2 separate regions of the Homo sapiens genome follow, and region 1 is linked to region 2. A link is an interaction called in ENCODE POLR2A ChIA-PET data of the cell type or tissue named here. Cell type or tissue: OCI-LY7. All regions are shown on one strand. Links, peaks and the distances in the headings refer to the core of each region. The heading gives the core; the rest is flanking DNA. Region 1 overlaps PPP3R1 (protein phosphatase 3 regulatory subunit B, alpha). Region 2 overlaps PPP3R1-AS1 (PPP3R1 and CNRIP1 antisense RNA 1).

The links. ChIA-PET counts read pairs that join two places held together with the same protein. Peaks named below come from ENCODE experiments on the same cell type or tissue, not always from the same donor. Only the 100,000 strongest peaks of a DNase experiment are listed, where the experiment ranks them.
Region 1: POLR2A ChIA-PET joins it to region 2 with 5 read pairs; 2 of 35 experiments call an interaction of 5 or more read pairs at or near these places.

Annotation. Positions count from the first base shown.
Region 1 is chr2:68,220,020-68,233,282 of GRCh38, forward strand. All of the region lies in intron 1 of PPP3R1 (protein phosphatase 3 regulatory subunit B, alpha), which reads right to left. Among named protein-coding and RNA genes, the nearest start is that of PPP3R1-AS1, 25 kb to the right of the region's middle. RefSeq lists an enhancer at 10,337-10,506. In OCI-LY7, for the core only: CTCF peaks have their summits at 5,387 (motif pointing left) and 5,596; a DNase peak (open chromatin) is centred at 5,382; H3K27ac peaks cover 912 bases.
Region 2 is chr2:68,273,358-68,286,044 of GRCh38, forward strand. The region is part of intron 1 of PPP3R1-AS1 (PPP3R1 and CNRIP1 antisense RNA 1); the gene reads left to right. It also overlaps a transcript of CNRIP1 not described here. Among named protein-coding and RNA genes, the nearest start is that of PPP3R1, 27 kb to the left of the region's middle. In OCI-LY7, for the core only: no CTCF peak of the experiment used is centred there; DNase peaks (open chromatin) are centred at 2,904 and 3,394; H3K4me3 peaks cover 998 bases; H3K27ac peaks cover 1,376 bases.

The DNA of each region.
Region 1 (13,263 bases), core at 2,413-7,412, 52 kb before region 2:
GTGTTAAAAAAAACTAGTAAATCAGAAAAATTTTATCAAACAACATTTATCAGGCATTTTCTGTGATCATCTATATAAGAAAACAAAAGAGGTAAAGCCCTTAGGATCTATGTCCCAGCTTACTGTCTGGAGAAAGTTTCCAGGTTGCAGCACAGGAACAGAGAACAGAAACACAATCCCGAGACATCGCCAAATTGAGAAGTCAGAGATACATGAAGTTCGTATGGCCAAGGAGGTGAGACTTGTGAGGAAGAGTACTTCAGAAAAGGGAGACACATGAGAGAACTTTGGAGATCTGCATAAAAGTCTCCTCCAGTCTCTGCATAAGTTTGAGAGGAAACTCCCCAAGTCCAGGAAAAGAACTAGTAGCAGGTTGAATAACTTTTGGGAGTTTGCACAGAGCTAGGAATAGTTCATGATCCCATGGGCCAAACTGGAGAAACTTGTAAATACACAGGGAATTGGGTCCAGTCCTCAGAACGACTATATTGGCCATGAATTAAAGGCTGTTCTTTACTTACCTTAAGAAAGATAGAAAACAAATCTCAGATCAAATTTGGGTCTCAGTAACTTAAGTGGATGGCAAAACAAACTCTTACGTTCTTTAAAGGAATAAAACAAAATCTAGCACAACAGCATAAGATTCACAATGTATGTATGACATCCAATATAAAACATAATAGGACGCTATAAAATGGATGAACTTCAAAATCATGGTAAGTAAAAGAAGCCAAAAACAAAAGGCCACATTTTATGATTCCATTTATATGAAATATACTGATAAAGAAAATACACAGAAACAAAATGTAGAGACTGGTGGGTGCCAGTTACACAGAAACAGAATGTAGAGACTGGTGGGTGCCAGTTGCTGGGGGAGGAGGAATGGTGAACAATTACTTTTTGGCTATGGGGTTTCCTTTTAGGGTGATGAAAATATTTTCGAATGACATAGAGGTGGTGGTTGTACTACATTATAAATGCCAGCCTGGGCAACATGGCAAAACACTGTCTCTACAAAAAATACAAAAAAGGCCAGGCATGGTGGCTCACGCCTGTAATCCCACCACATTGGGAGGCCGAGGCAGGCAGATCACTTGAGGTCAGGAGTTCAAGACCAGCCTGGTCAACATGGTGAAATCTGTCTCTACAAAAAATACAAAAATTAGCTGGGCATGGTGGCGGGTGCCTGTAATCCCAGCTACTCGAGAGGCTGAGGCAAGAGAATCTCTTGAACCTGAAGGTGGAGGCTGCAGTGAGCAGAGATTGCACCACTGCACTCCAGCCTGGGCAACAGAGCGAGACTCCACCTCAAAAATAAAAACAAAAACACGAGCCAGGCATGTTAGCATATGCCTGTAGTCTCGGCTACTCAGGAGGGTGATATGGGATAACTGCTTGAGCCTGATAGGTCAAGGGTGCAGTGAGCCTTGAGCACACCACTGCACTCCAGCCTGGGCAACCAAGCAAGACTTTGTAAATAAATAAATAAACAAATGTCACTGAACTGTTCACTTTTAAAATGACTTTGTTATGTGAATTTCACATCAATAAAACGTTTTATATGCTGTTTAAAGAAATAATGGCCCCAAATCTTCCAAATTTGATGAAAACTTTAAATCCCCAAATTCAAGAAGTTCAATGAACTCTAAGTAGAAGAAACATGGAAAAAAAAAAGCCACATAATAAATTGCTGTGACACAGAAAATCTTAAATATAATCAGAGGGGAAAAAAGATAAACTACATACATACAACATAATTACTACAGCATATTTCTCCTTAGATACACCAAGGACAGGAAACAATGGAATCTGTTTAAAGTGTTTAAAAAAAAAAAACTATCAGTTTTTATATCCAGCAAAAATATCTTTCAAATATTATGGCAAATGCTTTTTCCAGATAACAAAAACTGAAAGGAAAGATTAGGCTTCAATATATGTTCACTACAAAAAAAAAGTCAAAAGAAAATTCTTCAGGCAGAAGAAAAATGATACCAGATGGAAAGCTGGATCTAGACAAAGAAATGAAAAATATCAGAAATGGTAAATAAAATAAAATAAAAGATATTTTTCTCATGTTTAAATGTCTTTAAAATATGACTTTTAAAAGCAAAGATAACATGTTGTGGGGTATATAAAGTGAACATATGACAACAGCACAAAAGGGTAGAGAAAAAATGGATGTATGCTGTTGTCAGGATCTTACACTGTAAGAGAAACACTGTATCATTATTTGAAGGTACAGCATGGTATATTAAAGATGTATATTGTAAACTCTAGAACAACTTAAAAAAGGAGACGAAATAAAATGGTATCATTGTGATGGTTAATTTTGTGTCAACCTAACTGGGCCAAGGGATGCTCAGATATCCAGCTAAACATTATTTCTGAGTGAGAGTCAGCTAGGCTGTTTGTGGAAGAGATTAGCATCTGAACTGGTGAACTAAGTAAAACTGATTGGATAACATCCATCTGTCCAGCACCTAAATAGAACAAAAAGGCAGAAGATTGAATTAGTTCTCTGCCTCACTGCCTGAGCTGCAAAGTCAAGCTTTTCCTTACCTCAATGCCCCTGGTTCTCAGGCCTTCAGACTCAGACTAGAATTTATACCATCAGTTCTTCAGCTCTCAGGCCTTCAAGCTACAGCACCAGCTTTCCTGGGTCTCTAACTTAAAGACAGCAGGAACAGAACTTCTTAGCCTCCATAATCATGTGAGGCAATATCATATAATAAATCTCTTTCTAGACATATGTATCTCCTACTGGTTATTTCTCTGGAGAAACCTGACTAATACAATCAGAAAGAATACTCAATCCCATGAAAGGCAGACAAATAGGTACAAAGAAAAAGCAAATGAGAAAAAAAAGAAAGTAAATAGTAAGAAGGCAGATTTAAAAGCAAACATTTTGAGAATTATACATTTCATAATGCTAAAAAAGAGCCAATTCATCAGAAAGATGAAATCCAAAAACATACCAATCCTACACAAATTATTTCAGAAAGCAGAAAGGAAGGGTACTGTCCTGAACTCATTTTATGAAGCCAGCACTACTGTGATGCCAAAATCAGACAGTATCACAAAAAAAGAAAACTATGGCCGGGCGCGGTGGCTCACGCCTATAATCCTAACACTTGGGGGGCTGAGGCAGGAGTATCACTTAAGGTCAGGAGTTCAAGACCAGCCTGGCCAACATGTTGAAACCCATCTCTACTAAGAATACAAAAATCAGCTGAGCATGATGGTAGGCACCTGTACAATCCCAGCTACTTGGGACGCTGAGGCAGAAGAATCGCTTGAACCTGGGAGGTGGAAGTTGCAGTGAGCTGAGATCACGCCACTACACTCTAGCCTAGGCAACAGTGCGAGACTCTGTCTCAAAACAACAACAACAACAAAAGAAAACTATATCTAATGTTTCTCTATGACCAATAATGTAAAAATCCTTAAAAATATCTTAGCAAATTGAATCCAAAAATAAACACCATGACTGAGGATTATTCCAGCAATGGAAGGTTGGTTTAATATTCAAAACCAACGTGATTCACAACATTAACAGAGGAAAAAAAAAGAAAAAAACCACATGGCCAACCAAACAGACGCAATAAAAGCATCTGACAAATTGCAACATCCATTTTTGATAAAACAAGAGTAACTCAGCAAACTAGGACTATTTCTCTATCTATAAAAGGTTATCTACAAAAATTCTTCAAAAAGTGTCATATGTAATAAGATTCTCCCTAAGATTAGAACAAGATAAAGACATCTGCACAAATACAAAAGGGAAGACAAAAAAAAAAAAAAACAAAAGGTATACAGATTGGAAAGGAATAAACTGCCTTTCGTTGCAGATGACATAATTGTGTATGTACATAAATCCTAAGCAAATTACTAAAAAGCTATCAAAACTAATAAATGAATTAAGCAAGACGGCAAGATAAAAGGTCAATATACAAAAGTTAAATATATTTCATATTCTGGAAACATGGAAAATGAAATTAAGAATGCAGTTCCATTTACAAAATCATCAAAAATACAAAATACTTAGAAACAGTTAATAAGAGATGTGCAGGGAGTACACATGAAGACTATAAGACATAGCTAAGAAAGAGATCTAAGAAAACCCAGCTATATTTGTTCATAGATCAGAAGGCTCAATGTTGTTAAGATGGCAATTCTTCCCATAATGATCTGCATATAGAAGACAATCCTAATAAAAATCCCAGCAGAATATTTTATAGAAATCAATAAACTAATTCTAAAATTCATATGGAGATGCAAAGAACCTAACAGCCAAGGGATCTGAATGAAAAACAACAATGGTGAAGGACTTAACAATATCTGACTTAAAGAGTTATGAAGGGCTGGGTGCGGTAGCTCATGCCTGTAATCCCAGCACTTTGGGAGGCCGAGGCGAGTGGATCACTTGAGGTCAGGAGTTTGAAACCAGCCTGACCAACATGGTGAAACCCTGTCTCTACTGAAAATACAAAAAAAACTAGCCGGGCGTGGTGGCAGGCGCCTGCAATCCCAGCTACTCGGGAAGCTGAGGCAGGAGAATCACTTGAACCTGGGAAGCAGAGGTTGCAGTGAGCTGAAATCACGCCACTGCACTCCAGCCTCGGCAGCAGAGCAAGACTCGTCTCAGGAAAAAAAAAAAAAAAGTTATAAAGCTAGTCATCAAAAGAGTGGTACTGGTGTAAGAACAGACAAATATCAATTGGACAGAATAAAGTAAACACACACACACAATTTTCAAGAAAGGTTTCCAGGTAATTAAATGGGGAAAAAAAATCTTTGCAACAAATGATGCTACAACAACTGAATAGCAATATGCAATTTAAAAAAAATGACATGAAGACTTGAATAGATATTTCACAACAAAAGATATGATTAACATCAAATAAACACATGAAAAGACATTTAATATCACTAGACATTAGAGAAATGCAAGTTAAAACCAAAGTGAGATATTACTATACAGGCAACTGGCATAATAAATATGGCTATAATTTAAAAATGGACACACAAAGTGTAACTGAAGATGTGGAATAAATGATTATGTGGTGAACAGAATTCTTAGGTAGCCCTTTGAAATTCTGAACCCCTTGTATACATACTTTTTCTCCCAATTACTAAATCAAACACTCATCTAGTTACTGCTGCAGAAGGATTTTGCACATGTAATTAAGGTCCCAAATCAACCACCTCTGGATAAGATTTATCCAGGTGGCCCTGACCTGTAAGAGCCCTTTAAAAGCAATTTTCCCTGTGTGGTCTAAGAAGGTGAAAATGAAAGAGTCAAAGCAGGAGAGGAATTCAACACAAGGGAAGTGGAGAGGCCACATGGCATTGAATGCAGGCAGCCTGACGGGGATAAGAGTGACCTCTAGTGAACAGGAGCAAGGAAACAGAGTGCTCAATCTCATAAGGGCAAAGAGCTGAATTCTGCCAATAACGTGAACAGCTTGGAAAGCAGACTTCCCCAGAACCTCCACAGGAGAACTTGGTCTGGATGGCATCTTGATTTCAGCCTTGTGATACTCTGAAGGGAACCCAGTCATGCAGTGGTGAGCTTCTGATTTGCAGAACTATGAAATAATAAATGAGTGCTGTTTTAGACTACTATGTTTATGGGAATTTGTTACACAGCAACAGAAAACTAATATCCAAACTTATAGTGTATGCGGCTAAAAATAAAAACACTGACATACCAAAGTGTTGGTGAAGATGTAGAGCAAATGAAAATTTTATATCTTGCTAGTGGGAACTCAAAATTGTACCGCTATTTCAAAAAAACAGTGTGTTGGACTCTTAGTGTAACCAGAAATGAAAACATGTCCACACAGAAATCTGTACTCACATGTCCACAGCAGCTTTATTCAGCTTTATTCTTAATAGACCAATCTGGAAACAACCTAAATGTCTTCAACTGGTGAACAGATAAACTGTTATATCCAGACAATGGAGTACTATTCGGTAATGAATAGGAAAAGACTACTAATACACCCAATAACATAATGAATCTCAAAAGCAATATGCTAAGTAAAAGAAACCAGACACAAAAAGCTATGTGCTGTATGGTTCCATTTATAAATGCTACAAAAAAACAAACTACAGTAACTGAAAGTTAAGGTGTTGTGGGGTAGAGGGGGAGAACAGGGAGTGAACACAAAAGGGTACCAGGTAACATTTCAGGGTGATAGACCTATTCTACATCTTGACTGTGGTGATTACAAAACTATATACATTTATCAAGGCACATTAACTATGCACTTAAAACTAGTTAGTTTTTACCATAGGTAAGTTGTACCTCAATAAAGCTGATTTTTATAACTCAAAATATTAAGGACCTTAGTCCCAAATATAATGGAATTGCTTAATACATAATTTTAGTCTCCAGTTTAGAAACAATCTCATCACTTTCTTTAAAACAATAAAGTTTCACAGCTGTCATATTATTCAAAATTCAAACTATATGGATTTATTTTTATAAGACACATTTCAAGGTAATGTATTCATAGCAAATAACATTTTCCAGATTAATCTTACAGAATCATGAGACACCAAAAACTATTTACACTTACAGTAATCTTGACATTTATAATTCATCCCTTAGTCTCCTTCCCTGATTTTAAACTCCATGAAGGCACCAACTGTCTTACTATCTTTTGATATCCTTTGCCAGATTTAACATTGTCCTAAATTTACTTTAAAGGAAGAATTTGATTAGGTGCATGGTAAAAGTCTGGAACGGTTTAAGTCCTAATTTAAGCATCAATGCGTTAAAGTACAAGGTTAGATTAAGGGCATTAGAAGACCCGAATTCTTAAAAGTCCAGTTATTCAAGCACTTTAGATTTTCTCTTTCCTTTTGATGCTCACTTTTTATAATGAGTATTAAGCATTTGGATCTGCATACATTTTAAATAAGCAAACAGTACTCTAATACTGAAGTAATATTTATAGTTCACAAAGAGTCTATAACCAAATAAGGAAATGTTGTCATCTCTTAAACTCTACTAGATAAAGATGTCTAAATATTCTGACTGCATATTCTCTGAAATATTCAAAGCTTTACAGAATGCATCTATAAAGTTTATTTTTATTCTTTCAAACCTTGTCACTTTAAGATCAAAGTAACTCTAAACCAAAGAGAACCAAGTTTTTTCATTTCTTTGCCAGAAAATTTCTTTATTTTCCTGATTCCTACAGATCTGATCCCAAAACTGACAATCGTAATAGAATATTTTTTAAAAATGTTGAATAACATGAACTTGAAAAGTAAGTTATCTTAGGAATCAATCTAAATGTCTTTACCTGCTGAAAGCTTGATGACTGCACAATTAATGTAATTATCATAATGAAATTAATTTTTTCTAGGGTAAAGTCACTGACCATCTTAGTAACTGTTCTAGAACAGATTCTCCTTATTCTTAAATACAAAGCAAAAGGTGTTTGGATGCATGAATGTCGGGGACAGAAAAGATCAAAAGACAGAAACAAGAGATAAAAACCAATCATACCTATGACAGATCCAAGCTTCTTTAATGATTTTAGGAGGGAAAAAAAAAAAACCTTAAAATTTCTAGTCTGATAAATGCTGCCATAATTACAATCTATAACTTGAGTGAATCCATCCAGCAAATGTTTGAAGGCACATAATATGTTTAACTATTTTAAAGATCCTATTACTCACTTTGACAGTTAAACTATATTTCCTATTAAATGACACCTAAATTACCCCCATTCCTGTTTTTCCTTCTACTATTTAATGTTAACAACAATTTTTGTGTTTATCTTGTATTGTGCACAATTTCGCCGAACTTATTCATTAGTACTTTTATTTTTTGTAGATTTCTTGAAAATTTTCTATGTAGATAGTCATACCATCTGCAAACGGGATCCGTTTTTCTTCTTTCCAATCTGTATGCCTTTATATTCTTTTCCTGCATTACTGCACTGACTAGAACTTTCAGCACTACGCTAAAAAGGGCAGAAATCCTTGCTTTGTTACAGATCTTACAGAGAAAGTACTGTCTTTTGCCATTAAGTATAATGTCAGCTGTAGGTTTTCACAGATGTTCTTTATTCAACTGATAACATTTCCCTCTATATTTTTCTAAGTTTTTGTTTTGTCTTGGGTTTTATTCTTTAGTCTATTAATATAATTATACAGACTAAGTTTCAAATAGTGAACCAGCCTTGCACCCATAAAACCACCATAACTGATTATGGTGTATAATCTTTTAAAAATATTAACTCTATTTGTTAATGTTTTAAGGATTTCTGCATCTACACTGACATGAGGATGTTGGTCCATAGTTATCTTTTTTGGATTTTGGTATCAAGGAAACAGGGCTACTCAAATTCTATTTCACACTGGAAGAGGTGTGATAGTTTGTGTTTAAGGAACTGGTTCATTACTTCAAAGTTGTCAAATTTATGTATATAAAATTGGTCATAGTAACCCCTTATCTTTTTTCACATCTGCAGGGTCTACAGTGATGTCCCCTATTTCATTCCTGATAATGGTAATTTGTGTCTTATTACTTGTCAGTCTTACTGATGTTTTTGAAGAATGAGCTTTTTGTTTCAAAGGGTTTTTCTCTATTGTTTCTGTTTTTTATTTCATTTACTATTTCCTTCCTTCTGCTTGCTTCAGGTAGATTTTTCTCATCTTTTTTTCTAGGTTCTTGAAGTGGGAGCTTAGATTATTGATTTGAGGGGGCTTTTCTTTTCCTCTTCTCAAATGTGTGCATTTAGTGGTATAAATTTCCCTCTCTAAACTGCTTTAGTTGTATCCCACAACTTTGGTATGTTGTATTCTTATTTTCATGAAGCTCAATGTATTTTTTAAAATTTCCCTTGAGACTTCCTCTTTCACTCATAGATTATTTGGAAGTGTTTAGAGATTTTCCAGGTATCTATTATTGATTTCTAGTTTGATTCCACTTTGGTAGGAGAACACATTCTTTGATTTCAATTCCTTAAAATGTGTTTATGTTTTCTGGGGGGTTTTCTGAGACAGGGTCTCACTGTCACTCAGCTTGAGTGTAGTGGCATGACATGGCTCACTGCAGCCTCAAATTCCTGGGCTCAAGTGATCCTCTCCCACCTCATCCACTCAACTACAGGCATATGCCATCATGCTCAGCTAATTATTTTTTTTTTTTCATGGAGACTGAGTCTTGCTACATTGCCCAGGCTCGTCTCAAACTCCTGGCCTCATGCAATCCTCCCACCTTAGCCACCCCAAGCATTTAGGATTATAGGCATGAACCACCATGCCCAAATGAGGTTTACTTTTATGGCCCAGGACATAACTTTCCTTGGTATATGTTCTCTGGTCACTTGAAAAGATGAAGCATTCTATAAATTACATAGCACTGGTTGATTACATATGTTGAGTATCTTTCTATATCCTTGCTGATTTTCTTGCTTGGTTACTCCACCATTTATTGAGAAATAGGTGTTGACGTCTCCAATTATAATTTTGGACTTGTGTATTTCTCTTTTTAGTTCCATCAGTCTTTTTTCATATATTTTGCAGTTCTACTGCTAACACATTTAAAACTGCTATGTCTTCTTAGTGGATTGATTAACCCTTTTATCATATAATGCCTAGTCACTGTCTCTGGTAACTGCTTTGTTATGAGGTCTACTTTATCTAATATTAAATATAACCATACCTGCTTTCTTTGGATTAATGTTTGCATGATACATCTTTCTCCTTCCTTTTACTTTCAACATGCCTATATTGTTACATTTAAAGTAAATTTCTTACAGAAATCATATGATTGGGTAATGTCTTTAATTGATTCTGCCAGTATGTTTAATTGGTGTGTGTGTGTGTGTGTATGTATGTGTGTATATATATATACGGGTGTGTGTGTATATGTGTATATATATGTGTGTGTATGTGTGTATATATGTGTGTGTGTATATATACACACATACACACACACACACACACACACACACACACACACACACATATATATTTGGAGACAGGCTGTCACTCTGGAGCGTAGCGGCACAATCTTGGCTCACTGCATTCTCCACCTCCCAGGCTTAAGCAATGCCCCCATCTCAGCCTCCTGAGTAGCTGGGACCACAAGCACTCGCCACCGTGCCCAGCTAATTTTTTGTATTTTTGGTTGAGACAGGTTTCACCATGTTGCCCAGGCTGGTCTCAAACTCCTGAGCTCAGGCAATCCACATGCCTCAACCTTCCAAAGTGCTGGGATTACAGGCGTAAGCCACCATGCCCGGCCTTCATTTCTGTTTTCTTTATCCTGTCTCCTGGTGGGTTAAACATTTTTTAAATTCCATTTTGATTTATCTATAATGCTTTTGCATGTATCTGTAGAGCTTCCTTAGTGGTTGCTCTATGTACATTACACAGATAACTTTTCACAATCTCATTGGTATCATCATTTTACCCTCTCCCTGCTTACAGCTATCTTAAATATTTCCTCTACATACCTTTAGAACCACATCAGTATTGTAATTTTTGCTTCAACACTCAAACATAATTTAAAAACTCAAAAGGAGAATGTCTATTGTATTTACCCGTACTTTTACACTTTGAATTGTTCCTTCCTCTTTCCTGATGTTCCAAGATTCTTTCATCATACCCTTCTGTTTTCAGAATGTCTTTTGTTATCTTTCTAGGGTAAGTCTGCTGGTGACATACTCTCTTCATTTTCCTTCATATGTCTTGATTTCCCTTTCATTCCAGAAGGGTGTTTTCTCTAGATACAGGTTTCTGAGTTGACAGTCCTTTTCTTTCAGCACTTGAAAAATGTGAAATTTCCTTCTGATTAGAAACCTGCTATCATTTGAACTGTTTTCCACATCTACATGAAGTGTAATTTCTCTCGTGCTGATTTCAAGACTTGTCTTGTTTTTATAAGTTTTACTTTGAGATATCCTGGTCTGGATGTCTACAGGTTTATCCTGTTGAACATTCACTTGGCTTTTTAAAACTGTAGCTTAATGTCTTTTGCCAAATTCGCAAAATTTTCAGCCATTATTTCCTTAAGTACTTTTTCAATCCTGCCCTCTCTCTTCCTCTCCTTCTGTGACTCTAACGACACAAGTGTTAAATCTTTTTATAGACTCATGGTTCCCTGAGGCTCTGCACATTTTTTTTTTCAGTCTGTTTACTGTTGTTCAGACTGGGTAACTACTTCTGCCTGCTAGTTCACTGATCTTTCCTCAGTCTGGTCTATTTGCTATTAAGCCTACTCACTGGGCTACTGTATTGTTTATTATATTTTTCAGTTCTAAAATTACTATTTGGTCTTTCTTTATGTCTTCTATTTCTTTGCTGAAGTTTTCTTTCTTTTTTTTTTCCTGTTTCATGTACGTCAGTTTTTTCTTTGAGTGACACAAGCTTGTTCATTTTTGAGAAAATGTGTGCCAAATACTCAAGTGTGAATAATAGATTTTATTAGTTGTTCTCGCTAGTAGTTTTGGTATTCTATGAAAAAAAGCAGCTAGTTCAGCTTACAAATCACACAAGTGCTTGTTTTTCCTCAAAACTACTATTACAATTTCACATGTACAAGTAGTGCTTTACACTTTTATCATTTTATCATGGAGATATTTAAAATACGTGTAGTTATTGGTTGAGATTTAACAAAATATTGCTTTATCAGTGATATTCTTAAGCAAAAGTGGTGTTTTTTAAAATTGCAAGTACACAGTAATAAAGAAAACAACTTCTAGTAAAGTAGGGTGCTTCTGTTTTGATTCATGCTAAGGTACCATCAAGTTTTACTAATGATTGCTTTTGCACCATCAGTATAAATATAAACAGTCAAGACAGGTAATGTTTTAGTGTTATTATGAAAACAATTTTGACCTCATGTGCTCCCTAGAAAGTGTCCTGGGGATCCCCAAGTATCCATGAACCACTCTGAAAATTGCCAATCTAATCTTAAGATCTTATTTAGGCTGGGCGCCGTGGCTCATGCCTGTAATCCCAGCACTTTGGGAGGCCAAGGCGGGCAGATCACCTGAGGTCAGGAGTTCAAGACCAGCCAGGACAACATGGGAATACCCGTATCTACTAAAAAAAAAAAAATATATATATATATATACACACACACACACATATATATGTATATATATATACATATATAAATACATATATACGTATATGTATATACATATTATATACATATTGTATATGTATATATGTGTGTGTGTGTGTGTGTGTGTGTGTGTGTGTGTGTGTGTGTATATATATATACACACACACAAAAATTAGCCAGGCGTGATGGCAAGCATCTGTAACCCCAGCCACTCGGTAGGCTGACACAGGAGAATCACTCGAACCTGGGAGGTGGAGGTTGCAGTGAGCCAAGATCACACCACTGCACTCCAGCCTGCGCAACAGAGTGAGACTCTTGTCTCAAAAAAAAAAAATCTTATTTAGATTTTGCCATTAGGGAGTATCAACATGTAAAGAACTGAAAGAGAAATGTATCAAAGAAAAAGAAAACTCATACAGCAACAGAACCAGTAGACTATGGATCTACTCTATTTGTCCTAATATTCTATTACAGTGTTTTTGTTGTTGTTGTTGTTGTTGTTTTTGAGACAGAGTCTTGCTCTGTCACCCAGGCTGGAGTGCAGTGGCACGATCTCAGCTCACTGCAATCTCCACCTCACAGGTTCAAGCAATTCTCCTGCCTCAGCCTCTCGAGTAGCTGGGATTACAGGCATGCACCACTTTGCCCAGCTAATTTTTGTATTTTCAATAGAGATGAGGTTTTGCCATATTGGCCAGGCTGGTCTCCAACACTTGATCTCAGGTGATCCACCCACCTCAGCCTCCCAAAATGCTGGGATTATAGGCTTGAGCCACCACACCTGGTCTCTATTATATTTCTATAATAATATTATCCTGTAATACATATCACAAAGATATCCTAGCCAGGCTACTATCTACTATAATCTACTATAATATACAATCACAAACACTTTCTTATTTGCTTATTCTTTCTTTCTTATTTCTTATTCACACAAAAGCAGACCACATTATTCTGAGTCTCTCTCTTGTAGAAAAATATTTCCTCAGTTACCACACAATTACTTTGGCTACGAATGAGACAAGATTCTATCTTAACTAAGACCTAAATTAAATGCAAAGAGATGTTTCCACACATGGCATCAGTTTCTCATTAACTCACTATACTTTAAGCTCCATGACAGCAAAGCACTTGCATGTTTTGTTTACTCTTCAGTTCATGAT
Region 2 (12,687 bases), core at 1,326-6,325:
TGCTTGTTTGTTTAAGTTCTGGGACCATAAAGTGTTTATAAGATGCAGACCTTTAAAAATATTTCCATGTAAGCCAGGAACAGTCGCTCACCCTTGTAATCCGAACAATTTGGGAGGCTGAGGCAGGAGGATCACTTGAGGCCAGGAATTTGAGATCAGCCTGGGCAACATAGCAAGACTTCATCTTTAAAAATATAAAATGTATTTCCTTGTAAATACATTTTGTTGTAGATCTGAGACAGTGTAAAAATTTCAACTCTAAAGAAAAAAATTAGAAAATCAAATGATTTAAATAAATCATCATATTGGATTATAGTAAATTTCATAAATAAGTTATTCTCAACAAACACCTTAGATAAGAAAGTTTTTATGATCTGTTTAGTTAATATCTGCATTTATATTTAATACACTTTAAAAATGTGATTTTTTTCCTGAAAACTTAGAGCCACAATTTCAGGGCTATATTGGTAAAAATGGGAATTGACTCTGAAAGATTATAATTAATCAACTTCTGATAGCAAATTAAACTCAAACTATTGAGGTTGCAAAGTCAGTAACTTTATGAGACATTGTTTTTCTTTCTCATTCAGCTAACTCATTCTTCAGTGGGGTCAGTTTGGTGTCATATGTTACTCCATGGGGAAAAACCCTAAGGGGATTGATGGAGAAGGAAAAATCCTAAGGGGATTGATGGAGAAGAATTATGTTTTTCACCAGGCAGAAAAAAGCCCTGAATTTGGTCCCTCAGGAATCTTCTCAGGGTATTTTCTGCTAGTAGTACCAGAGCCCTATGGCCCTATGGTGCCAGAGCTCTATGCAGTTCCAGGAGGGAACTGCGCCACTGAGACTCAATACCCAGAAGGCTGCTCAGCTCTTGTTCCTGCTACAATCGACACTGAGGATAGGGATTAAAGCCTCATTAGTCTTTCGAGGTATGTGAGGAATGGCTATTTTGTTTTTGTTTAATTAGGGTCTTGGTGTAGAGCAGGACATTTAGTGGCCTATGTCCTTCTGTCCAATTTAAAGGTAGGGCTGAGCTGATTCACTCTCTAGAGATGAGTAGTGCAATGAGCTACAATTAAACAAAAATAATAAGAAGAACCTTTGCTCAGGGAGAATGTTTCAGTAACTTATATGTTCCCGCCAGCAGCATCATAAAGCCTCTGCAGTTGGGCGTCTGATATTTACTATCTTAGAACAGTGGTATGAATTAGCCAAGGTGTCTCCATTTATTTGGTTGTCAGTGAATGCTAAATAGAAATAAATGAGTCAAAATTAAAGGAAAAGATGGATATCAACTTGGCATGAACTCCTCTGAATTATTATTCAAATTCTTGGGTCCTTCTGGACTTTAAGACCATATTTTTTCTATGATGGGCAAGAAAGATGATTTATGCAGTTTATTTAGAGGTAAATTTTATGGACAAAATTTTATACACATCTATACAATATGTGAGTTATAATCATTGTTTTAAGAAACAATGATAGCATACAGAGGTGCCTACAAAGTTTTTATTTAAAGAGTCAGGGTCTCTGTCACCCAGGCTGGAGTGCAGTGGCGTGATCCTGGCTCACTGCAACCTTGAACTCCTGGGCTCAATCAATTCTCCCTCCTCAGTCTCCCAAGTAGCTGGGACTACATGCACATGCCAACATGACCAATAAATTGTTTTTTATTTTTTTCAAGATGGGGTCTCACTATGTTGCCCAGGTTCAATTTTAAATATTATCTTTATCTTTTTTGCCTGCTGCCCAAAGCCATAAGAAAATGTATCATTATTACTTAAAATGAAATCATAGCTGTAATAATACTTTACTAATAATATTTTAATTTCAATATGGAGCTTAAACTTTCAAAGCACTCTTAGATATGTAGGCCAATTTATTCATTATTTGAGTTCTTTAGTACACATAGTACATTCCTCTGAGATATGAAATGGCAATGATATGTACTCGTCTTATTACAAAGTGAAGATGGGATAGATTTTAGATATTTCAAAAAATGAGTGTACTTTATTTCTGTTTGTACAGTAGTCCCCCCCTTATCCATGGTTTCACTTTTCATGGTTTCAATTGCCCAACATACAATACAATAAGATATTTTGAGAGAGAGACCACATTAACCTTTATTACAGCCTATTGCTATAATTGTTCTATTTTGTTATTGTTATTGTTAACTTCTTACTATGCCTAGTTTATAAATTAAACTTTATCAAAAAGTTATGCATGTATAGCAGAAAACAGTATCTATAGGGTTCTGTACTATTTGCCGTTTAGGCGCCCAGTGGGGGTCTTGAAATATATCCCCCACGGGTAAGGGGGAACCACATACTTCAATACAAAGTTGAAAAAGCTCTGACCATATAGTATTCATGTTAATTTGATATTAAAACATCACTAAAACTCAGTGGACTAATTCTCAAAAAAAAGGATATGTGTAGCTTTTGTTTCTTCAATAACAATGTATAGAAGTGTCTTTTAAGAGTGATTTTAAACTACTTGTCTTTCAAGATAACTTTTAACTGATGACTTGGGGGCACTCATAAGCTCTCTGGGGATAAAACTGAGATTCCATTAGAATATCTTTGTTTAGGTTGTGGACAGGGGCTCTTGCCTGTAATCCCAGCACTTTGAGAGGCCAAGGCAGGAGAATCGCTTGAGCCCAGAAGTTCGAGACCAGCCTGGGAAACATGGTGAGATCTCTTCTCTTAAAAAAAAAAAGAAAGAAAAGAAAAGAAAAAAAGAAAAAAAAATTGGTTTAGTTTCTAAGTTCAAAGAGAGAGAGAGAGAATAGGGATAAAGAAGAGAAGAAATTCCTTTCTGTACAGGGCAGCTTTAAGTATAACTTCTTGGCGGTGTCTGAAGTGGCAGAGAGAGAATGGCGTCTGGGATTTGATTCTCTGCACTGTGATTTAAGTTCACTGAACCTTGGTTTCCTCATCTATAAAACGAGAATGTTGTCTTGAAGAGCAGGTGCTTAGTACTATTATAGTAAGCAAAGGAGTTCAATTAAATTACTTCTTGGGTTTCTTTTAAATGCCAGAATTAAATAATTGTAAAATAGATGAACCAATTTCCCTTCAATTGTGAGTAGTTTAAAATGCCACCGAAGATGGCAGAATAAGCCATTAAAATGGCTTTTATAAAACTTTCTTCCTTCTGCTTTTATCAACTATAAATTAAAGCTATTCTATTCATAGTCTAAAGCTGAGGAAATAAGCTTTTGTAACCTGCCAATATTTTCACCCCAGGAAAATAATTGTTCTTAGAAAAGCTAAAATGGTCTGGGCACCATGGCTGTCGCCTGTAATCCTAGCACTTTGGGAGGTGGAGTCAGGTGGATCACCTGAGGTCAGGAGTATGAGACCAGCCTGGTCATCATGGTGAAACCCCATCTCTACTAAAAATACAAAAATTAGCCAGGCGTGGTAGCAGGTGCCTGTAATCTCAGCTACCCGGGAGGCGGAGGTTGCAGTGAGCTGAGATTGTGCCATTGCACTCCAGCCTGGGCAACAAGAGGGAAATTCCATCTCAAAAAGAAAAATAGTAAGAAAAGCTAAAATATTCCTATGCTTAATCCTACTGTTGGAAGCATAAAGAATTGTTATGTTTCTTGCATGGGTTTAAAAACCAAGGACTGTTTTCAAAACTTAAAGCAATGATCAGGTGCCATATAACTGTCAAGTTATACATCACCTGAGGACCTTAATGGAGCACATAATAAATACTAATTAATTTAACCAACACCCCTGTGGTAAACGCATTATTACCCCTCCTCCCCTTTGAACAGGCAGGGAGACTGATTCCATGAGACCAAGCAACTCACCCTGGGGATGTGTGGAAGAAGTTGCTGAGCCAGAAAAAGGAACCCAAGAGGTTGGAATCTGAACCCTATGTATTTACAACTTAAGGAGAGTCTCGGCCGGGCGCTGTGGCTCACACCTGTAATCCCAGCACTTTGGGAGGCTGAGGCAGGCGGATCACGAGGTCAGGGGATCGAGACCATCCTGGCTAACACAGTGAAACCCCGTCTCTACTAAAAAAATTCAAAAAATCAGCCGGAGTGGTGGCGGGCGCCTGTAGTCCCAGCTACTCGGGAGGCTGAGGCAGGAGAATGGCGTGAACCTGGGAGGCGGAGCTTGCAGTGAGCCGAGATCGCGCCACTGCACTCCAGCCTGGGCGGCAGAGCGAGGCTCTGTCTCAAAAAAAGAAAAAAAAGAAGAGTCTCATTCCTTATGGATAAAAACATTTCTGCTCCCCTTTAGATTGATATATGTGTGAAGATAGAGTGGATTGTGTATATTACTGAGACACCCACCCTTCCCAAATGTTAGCTCTTTGTTTCCAGGATGTGCAATGACAAATAATTTGTTGGTAATGCTAACACTTCAATTAGTTAGATCTACACTTACTTAGTAAGCTTCAAATTGTTCCTATAGATGGATTAGAAAATGGAATTTAATAAGAACAATGAAGACTGAAAGCAACAAGGTAAATAAAACAGATTTCTCCATTAAGCAGGTAATTTTTTTATATTTTATTTTTTGAGACAGGGTCTCACTCTGTCGCCCAGCCTGGAGTGCAGTGGCAGAGTCATGGTTCCCTGCAGCCTTGACCTCCTAGGCTTGAGTGATCCTCCCATCTCAGCCTTCTAGGAAGCTGGGACTACAGGGGTGTGCCACAATGCTGGGCTAATTTTTTGTATTTTTAGTAGAGATGAGGTTTTCCCATGTTGCCCAGGCCGGTCTCGAACTCCTGGACTGAAGCGATTCCCTTGCCTTGGCCTCCCAAAGTGTTAGGATTACAGGTGTGAGCCATCACGCCTGGCCATGCAGATAATAGATTTGCTTTTTTATTGTGATTTTACTTTTATAATTTTTTTCAATAGTTGTTACTGGTAAGGTAGTCTAGGAATTATTTTGTGATCTCCTCTCCTGTCCTACCTCCTCAGTTTATAGAGGGCACTCAATAAGGACTTATTGGCTGAAACATAATACTCCTCCCAGTCATACATTCATCAGTGACTAATATAGAATGTTGTATAATGGTTAATACAATGTTTGAGCAATTTACTCATTCTAGCATTCAGTTAATATTGTGCATTTACTCATTTGATCAGATAATTTGTGATTAGAAGAATCCAAGAAATAAACCAGAACTAGCCATGTTGATTTCAACTCAGTTAACTTTGACAAACACCCAGTGCAATTCTTTAGAAGCTAAAAATTTGATGATTTGGTGACTATGACTTATGATTTCTAAAAAACAAAAAGAGATTGAATGTGTCGAGAGCCAGTATAACATACATTTGCCCAAATTTTATTTTCCAAAACATCACTTTTCCTAGCCAAGAATAAATGCTAGAGGCTGCCTGACTACCACTATTGGGTAGCATAAAGAAACAGAATTCACCATCATTGGGTAGTTTTTTTTTTTCCATGCTACACTGCAATACTGGTTTATTTAGCATATGTATAAGCTCCTTTCTGTCATACTTTTGGAGTTTTGATGTATAAAATAACACCTTGAAATTGTTAGTTATAATACAGAAAAATAAAATTGAATTTGGTCAACATCAAGATACTGCAGTGTACTTCTGAAAATAAGCCTTGCAAATGTTTTTCCACTAGAATATTTATGGATATAGTAATTTAGGTAGTCATTCACTAGAGGAGATTATGACATGCCAGTAGCTGAAAGATGAGAATAAAACCTACGGTTTCCAGTTGCAACTAGAGAAAGATGTAAAAACAAAAACAAAAAAACCCAAAACACATGCACTTTTTTTAAGGACCTTTTTTTCCTTTTATTTTCTTTTTTAGATTGGTACTAAGTTTAAGAGGTTTACACATTTGGAAAACTGTCTGTATGACTATTTCTGAAAGACCACATTCTTTCCTGTTTAAAGTTAAATAACTCCAGAGATTTTAATTTTAGTTTCTCAAGCAAGACAAAACCAGTTGAACTGCTTTATATTATTTCCTGAGTCAGGAATTGAGGCCAACAGTATTGAAAAGGTAACCATGAGTTGATTTTTTGTGTTTTGTAGGTTAATACTAGCAAAGAAAAGGGCAAGTTGTTTATGTCCTTAAAAATAATTTCAGAAGAAATTAAAGAATCTTCATCTTACTATTAATCACATTCTTTCTCACCCCTTTGTCAGAGGAAGAATTTATAAATGTCAGTAAAGTCCTTTTTATGCAGAAATTATTGAATTTAAATACATGCTAATTGCTGCTACTGATAGCTCTATCTGCAACAGGATTAAAGCTGTTAGAATATATTTTAAGAGTCTTGGCAGATGAATGTTCTTATAATCATCACATTTTAGAGACCTTTCTAAATCATGAGTTACGTGAAATAAAGAACCTAAAACAAATTAAGCAAGATCGTTTCATTTGTACATATTATGTGCCAGGTATTTTTTGAAGTAAAAAAAAAAAATTGTTTCAGCAGGCTTCCCTTTCCCTCTGGGGCCTATTAAATACTATACAAACAAGTCTGCCTCTTACTTTGGCTTATTTGGCGTTGGTACACACCTCTTAGGCAAGTGGGGCCAGCTCTCTAGAACTGGCTGTCTCGTCTTGAACAGTTTGTTATTCATATTTCAGTCCTCTTTTTTTCACACCTGTTTTTCATTTCAGGATATCAGAGTATCTGATATTGATCAAATCAATGGAAAGTAGACTGGGATACAAGCATTTCAGACTAGCACATTAGGACTGGGTTTATCTCACTCACTGACACAAGCTGTATGATATCTGAAAAGGAAAATATTTGTTTAGAAATGTCTTTTCTCCTCTCTGTCAGGGTTACAATGGCTTGCCAGGCCAAGCATTGAGCAGAGAAGAAGGGCATCCATTTTGAGAAGCCACATACTTTAGATGACATATGCAGAAGCAACATGCATTGGCATTTCATCATTTAGAATCTTATCCAAGTGCCAACATTTATCGTAACCTGGAAGGGAAGGGTGCCAAAGTAAAAAAAATGTGTTCACTTTTGCCTCATGAAATTCATGCTTGGGCAAATCTTAGGGGTATACAGTCTTCTGTACGTTCATGTGTAACACCCATTACTGTTAATAGGAGTTACCACATAGGTCCAAAAGAAAACATAGCCTTTAGAATTGAACTTAGACCTTGGGGATCAAAAGATCTCCCTAGCTAATAGCTGATGGGAATTGTGCAGTCTCAAATTTGCTCCCTGCTAACCTGACATCATTGAATTTGGAGAAGCAGAGCCAGGTTCATTCAGGGGTGGCAGAGAGAGAGAAAGTGGAAAAAAAACTGTTTTGAAAATAAAAGTGATTATAAATCAGGCTTTTAAATTAAGTCACAGAAATCCCTACCTAATTATATCATGAAAACAAGTTCCAGCTCATAGTTCTTAGAAAAGAGAAGGTTGTGACAGATTTATTCTTGTTTACTACTTTCAACCCCAAGCACTCTTGATTAATTTTTCTCAAAACAATAAAATGAGACTCAGCTAATAAAATTAGACTCATCTAATAAAATAATATTTAAATTTGGAGTCAATTTACTTTTAATTTTCAGAGATTCATGGTAAGGGAAATCAGATGGTCAAAATAATCTGACCTACACAAAAACACAAATTTTGATTTATATCCCATCACTAACCTTCTCAACCCCAAATGTGAACAAGGGGCCAGCCAGTTACTGAAGCAACAGAGTGTTAAGAAACTGCTGTGGGCGGAACATTATGGGAGGTGCTGAAGGGAGACAAATGTAATAGAAAAGCATAGTTCTTGTATTCAAATAAATGTATAACTAAGGCTGAATGTCAGTACAAAGCATATGGATAGGTTTACATTTACTTTTTTTCTTTGACCTTGTCTCTGTCCTTTGAAAAGGGTAGTGAACTAGGGGATAAGGGGGGAAAAAGTAAGGTCCTCAGCAGTCTATTAAATGGTGATATGCAAAAATCTCTGAACAATTAGAGCCCTTAACTGTCTTCAAAATAGGATAGGAATTAAGAAGACAGGTTTGAAAATAGATAAGCCTGAACCTGTTGCTTGAACCTTTCCAAGTCCCTGTTTTCACATTTGTAAAATGGTAGCAACAATGCTACTTTTCAGGGCGGTTGAATAAATTGAGTAAGAGAAAATATATGAAGAATTTAGCACAGGGCTTGGCAAATAGCAACAGTTCAAGTAAACAGTAGTCTTCATGGCCAGGTGCAGTGGCTCACGCCTGTAATCCCAGCACTTTGGGAGGCTGAGGTGGGCAGATCGCCTGAGGTCGCGAGTTTGAAACTAGCCTGGCCAACATGGTGAAAACCCATCTCTACTTAAAAATGCAAAAATTAGCTGGGCGTGGTCGTGGGCGTCTGTAATCTCAGCTACTCAGGAGGCTGAGGCATGAGAATCTCTTGAACCCAGGAGGCGGAGGTTGCAGTGAGCTGAGATGGCACGACTGCACTCCAGCCTGGGCAACAGCACAAGACTCTGTCTCAAAAGACAAATAAACAAACAAAAAAGTCTTTATTATTATTAATGATGGATAGTGGCTAATATCCATTTAATAGCTAATATCCTATGCATGGAATGTTCCTGACTTTCTTCTCTAGTATTTATTGGTGGCTCAAGTGACCACTCAGGGAATGTCAAATACAACTGTATACCTTGGTCAATTTCTTCTTGGGTTCCATCCAAAGACTGACTCTGCAAACTGCCCCTGCTGGAGGTGACGGAGTTTGGGGTGGGGTGGGGTAAGGGGGTGAAGAATCATGCTATACTCTGTGAGGATTACAACCAGGAGCATGTCTTAGCCAAGTCAGAGCCACTGCAGGCACCTCTTGGCTTTGCACCTATTAGGACTGAGTAGCGTTGTGTGTGCCAGGCTGGCCCCGTGGGTATCCTTAGTAGATCATGTGAGTGTTGTCACTGTGTCCATTTTAGACTATGGAAACTCCAGTATTGGGAATCCCATTTTGGAATGAAGTGTTGTTTTCATACAAAGGAAAATACAGTAGCTAGTTCAGACTATTCCATGATATAAGAAGCAACAAACCCTGCTTAAAAGGAAAAAAAGCCCCCAGAAGTGAAATCACAAATGCTGCATTATCATGGGTTGCAATAAACATGGGTGTGTGTAGAAAGAGGCTGTGGCAACACTTTTGTCTCCTGCCATGTCAACCGAGGTGATGGAAAACATGACAGCCTAAAATAATTAAAAGTAAGTGGTTGGAAAGAAAAGCCAGTCTTGGAATTAGGGAAAACAGGTGTATGGTGCCAGCACAGAGTTTCATTCTTTTTGTGCATGTGATTAAGATTTGGATTGGGAATATCATTGTAAAGTGAAGAGCCTGAGAAATATCTAGATATATGTGAACCAAACTGTGTGCAGCTTAGATTGATGCAGAAAGAACACTTTTTTACACTTGCAAATGTTTTGATACAAATTAAATACAGAAAATACTACGTGTTATATTGAAGGAGAAAGAAAAATAGTCTGTGGACCTCGACCCCTAAGCTCTGAAGACACATGCTAATAATAATTGGCAAAGGTATTTGTTTTACTCTATAAAGTTAAGAAGTTAAACCCACATGCAGGTGTCTAAAATTCGATGGATATGCAGGTGTCATGGATGAACGCAGGAAGCTTAAAAGCTGTCCAATCTGTCCTGCCACTAGTACCACCTAGTGGTAGCCAAGAAGATGTGTAAGCATCTTTTTAAAAATTGCTTTAAAAAATTTTAAAAGCAAGCATCAATAAAACTCATTGTTTAAAACAATTGAAACATGCACAAGAATTCAGAGTAAATTGTCAAGGGTCCTTCAATTCCAGTCTCTCCCAACCCCACTGTTCTTCCTTATTAATAGTGCCTTTCCTCTGCATTTCCTCAAATTTCAGCCTCTCTCTGTCCCCCTTTTTTTTCTGTCTCTCTCTCTATGCGCTTAACATTTTGAAAACATAAATGGAATCATTTAATCATATATTTTATGGGTGATGTTTTTCACTTAACAAATATCTTTAAACTTATTCTCTAGCACAGTAGAAACTATTGCTAATGGGCGCAGACACTAGGATTTGCTCATAAGCGCAAGTATCAGGTCTGCTTTCAGATTCTGAGCTGGAAGAGTTGTCTGGCTATTGAAAATGCCCTCCCTGGATGAGGTTCTTGACTCAGACTAGCCTTTATCAGACATGGTCAGCTTCCCACCTCCTCCTACCCTCCTGTACTCTCATCATCTGTTACTCCACCTCAGAGACCCCAGCTGCCATCATCCTTATTTAGCTTCCCCACCCCTCACCACTGCAGAAGACTCTGTTCTTATCTCCTGCCTCCAAACTGCCTCCAGGAATATTGCTTCATAACTCAAATATCATTCTATCATTTAATATTTAAAAACTTCCTCTGGTTCCCACTTTCTGTAGAACTAAACTTAAACTGCTCAGCATGTGTAGAAGGCTCCTCATAGCCTTGCCCCAGCCCATGCCTCTCTCTTCCCTATGCTCCAGCCACACAGAGTTTCTTCTTCCAGAGTGGATCATGTATTTTCACATGCCAATATCCTGCAGTACCTTCTCTGTGCCTGAAAGCAGCTCAAATATCATCTATGAAGCTGCCTCCAATTCCCACAGACTCCTCCTCAATGCTTTGATGTATTTTGTATTTTTTCTAGTATAGCACTTGCCTCATTTTATTGTAATTATTTGGCTATAAACAACTTGATTACTTATCACACTCCTATTGCCATCTCCTGCCCCCACGGGACCTGGCACATGAATGCTTATTGAATGAATAACTGAACTTTAATAAGAAGGAGTACAGTGAGTAAACCCTTGGGTAGTGTTTTCCAAACTTTAATATGATAAGAATCACCTAAAGTGCTTAATAAAATGCAGATGCTTTGGATTTACTCTCAGAGAGTTTGCTCAATTTAAGAGGTCTAAAAAGGTAGAGTTTAGGAATCTACATTTTAACAAGCATCCCCGATAATTCTGATGGCCTGTGAGAAGCCCTCCCCTAGAATGCAAAGCAAATAATTTGGAAAAAAAAAAAAGAACATTTGTTCCTCATGATGGCACACATTGAAGAATGTGCTTATTCTTCACATTCATATGTAAGAGAGATCTCTTGGGGTCGTTGTTCCAGGCACTCCTGAAAATAAATAGATACCAGAATAAGTTTGAGAAAACCACAGTTGGGTAGGTGCAGTGACTCACGCCCGTAATCCCAGCACTTTGGGAGGCCAAGGCAGGCAGATCTCTTGAGGTCAGGAGTTCGAGACCAGCTGACCAATATGGTGAAGCCCCATCTCTACTAAAAATACAAAAATTAGCTGGCTGTGGTAGTGGTGCACCTGTAGTCCCAGCTACTTGGGAGGCTGAGGCAGAGAATCACTTGAAGCTGGGAGGCAGAGGTTGCAGTGAGCTGAGATTGTGCCACTGCACTCCAGCCTGAGTGACAGAGCGAGACTCTGTCTCAAAAAAAAAAAAAAAAAAGAAAAGAAAACCACAGCGAAGCGAATTCTGTGAAGACTATAAAGAAGCATCAAGCTCTGTGTAAAGGGCTAGATTGTTTCTTTGTAAGGACAATTGTCATCAAATCCCATATGTTTGTTTTGTTAAAATAGCCACTATTTAGCCAGGCCCAAGCTGTTTTCACTAATACACTGCATTTCTGTCAAGCTTCTCTTTGGATGTTCTCCAAGCATTTTAGCAGCTTTAAGCCTGTCTTCCCTTGTTCCCTGAGGGAGGAACAAGCACAAGTTCACGCCAACTCATTAGAGAGACATTGCTCAAGAGCAGCTCCTGGGGCACCAGATGCAGGCAGGAGCGAGGGAGTGGGATCCCTTCCAGGCCCCTCCCCTCTGCGCTGTCTCATTTTCCCCACCCACCCTCCCAAATGCTCATTATTGTCTTCAGCAGGTGGCTTCCACCCCTGCCTTCAAGTCTGCTCAGACAATCTCCCTCCCAAGATAGACAAGCTCCAAAAAGATTCACAGGTTCTACACAATGCAGAACTGCCAAGGACCACATTGGCCAAAGCAATGTCTTCATACAATCAATCTTAAGGGATTTTGCAGAGACAATGGTAAATGTGGATTAGGCTTTTGATCAGAAGGCAGAATATTCGTGACCAGCCTGGGCAACATGGTGAAACCCATCTCTACAAAAATTAGCTGGATGTGGTGGTGGCCGCCTGTGGTCCCAAATACTTGGGAGGCTGAGGTGAGAGGATCACTTGAGACTGGGAGGTTGAGGCTGCAGTGAGCCAACATCGCACCACTGCACTCCAGCATGGGCTGTTACAGAGCAAGACCCTGTCTCAAAAAAAAAAAAAAAAGAAAAGAAAAGAAAAGAAAAGAAAGAAAGGCAGAACCTTTAGGCAGCAGATGTCCACCAGAGGTATGTGTGCATGTGTGTGCATGTGCACGTGTGTGTACAGCCATATGGGTTTTAATACATGTATAGATTCATTCAACCACTGCCGCTATCAGGATACAGAACAGTTCCATCGCCCCAGAAAGCTCCCTCCTGCTACCTTTTTGAGTGTATCCAAGCTTTATTTTAAGGCTTTAATCTTATAAAAATCTCCAGGGAAAGGTGAAATGCTATAGAAAAGTTAAAGATAGTCTGTGTTCAATTATTTGAAGAAACTTGTCATTCAGGGTTAGATTGTTTCTATAGGGTGAGGACAAATTCCCATTACCTATAT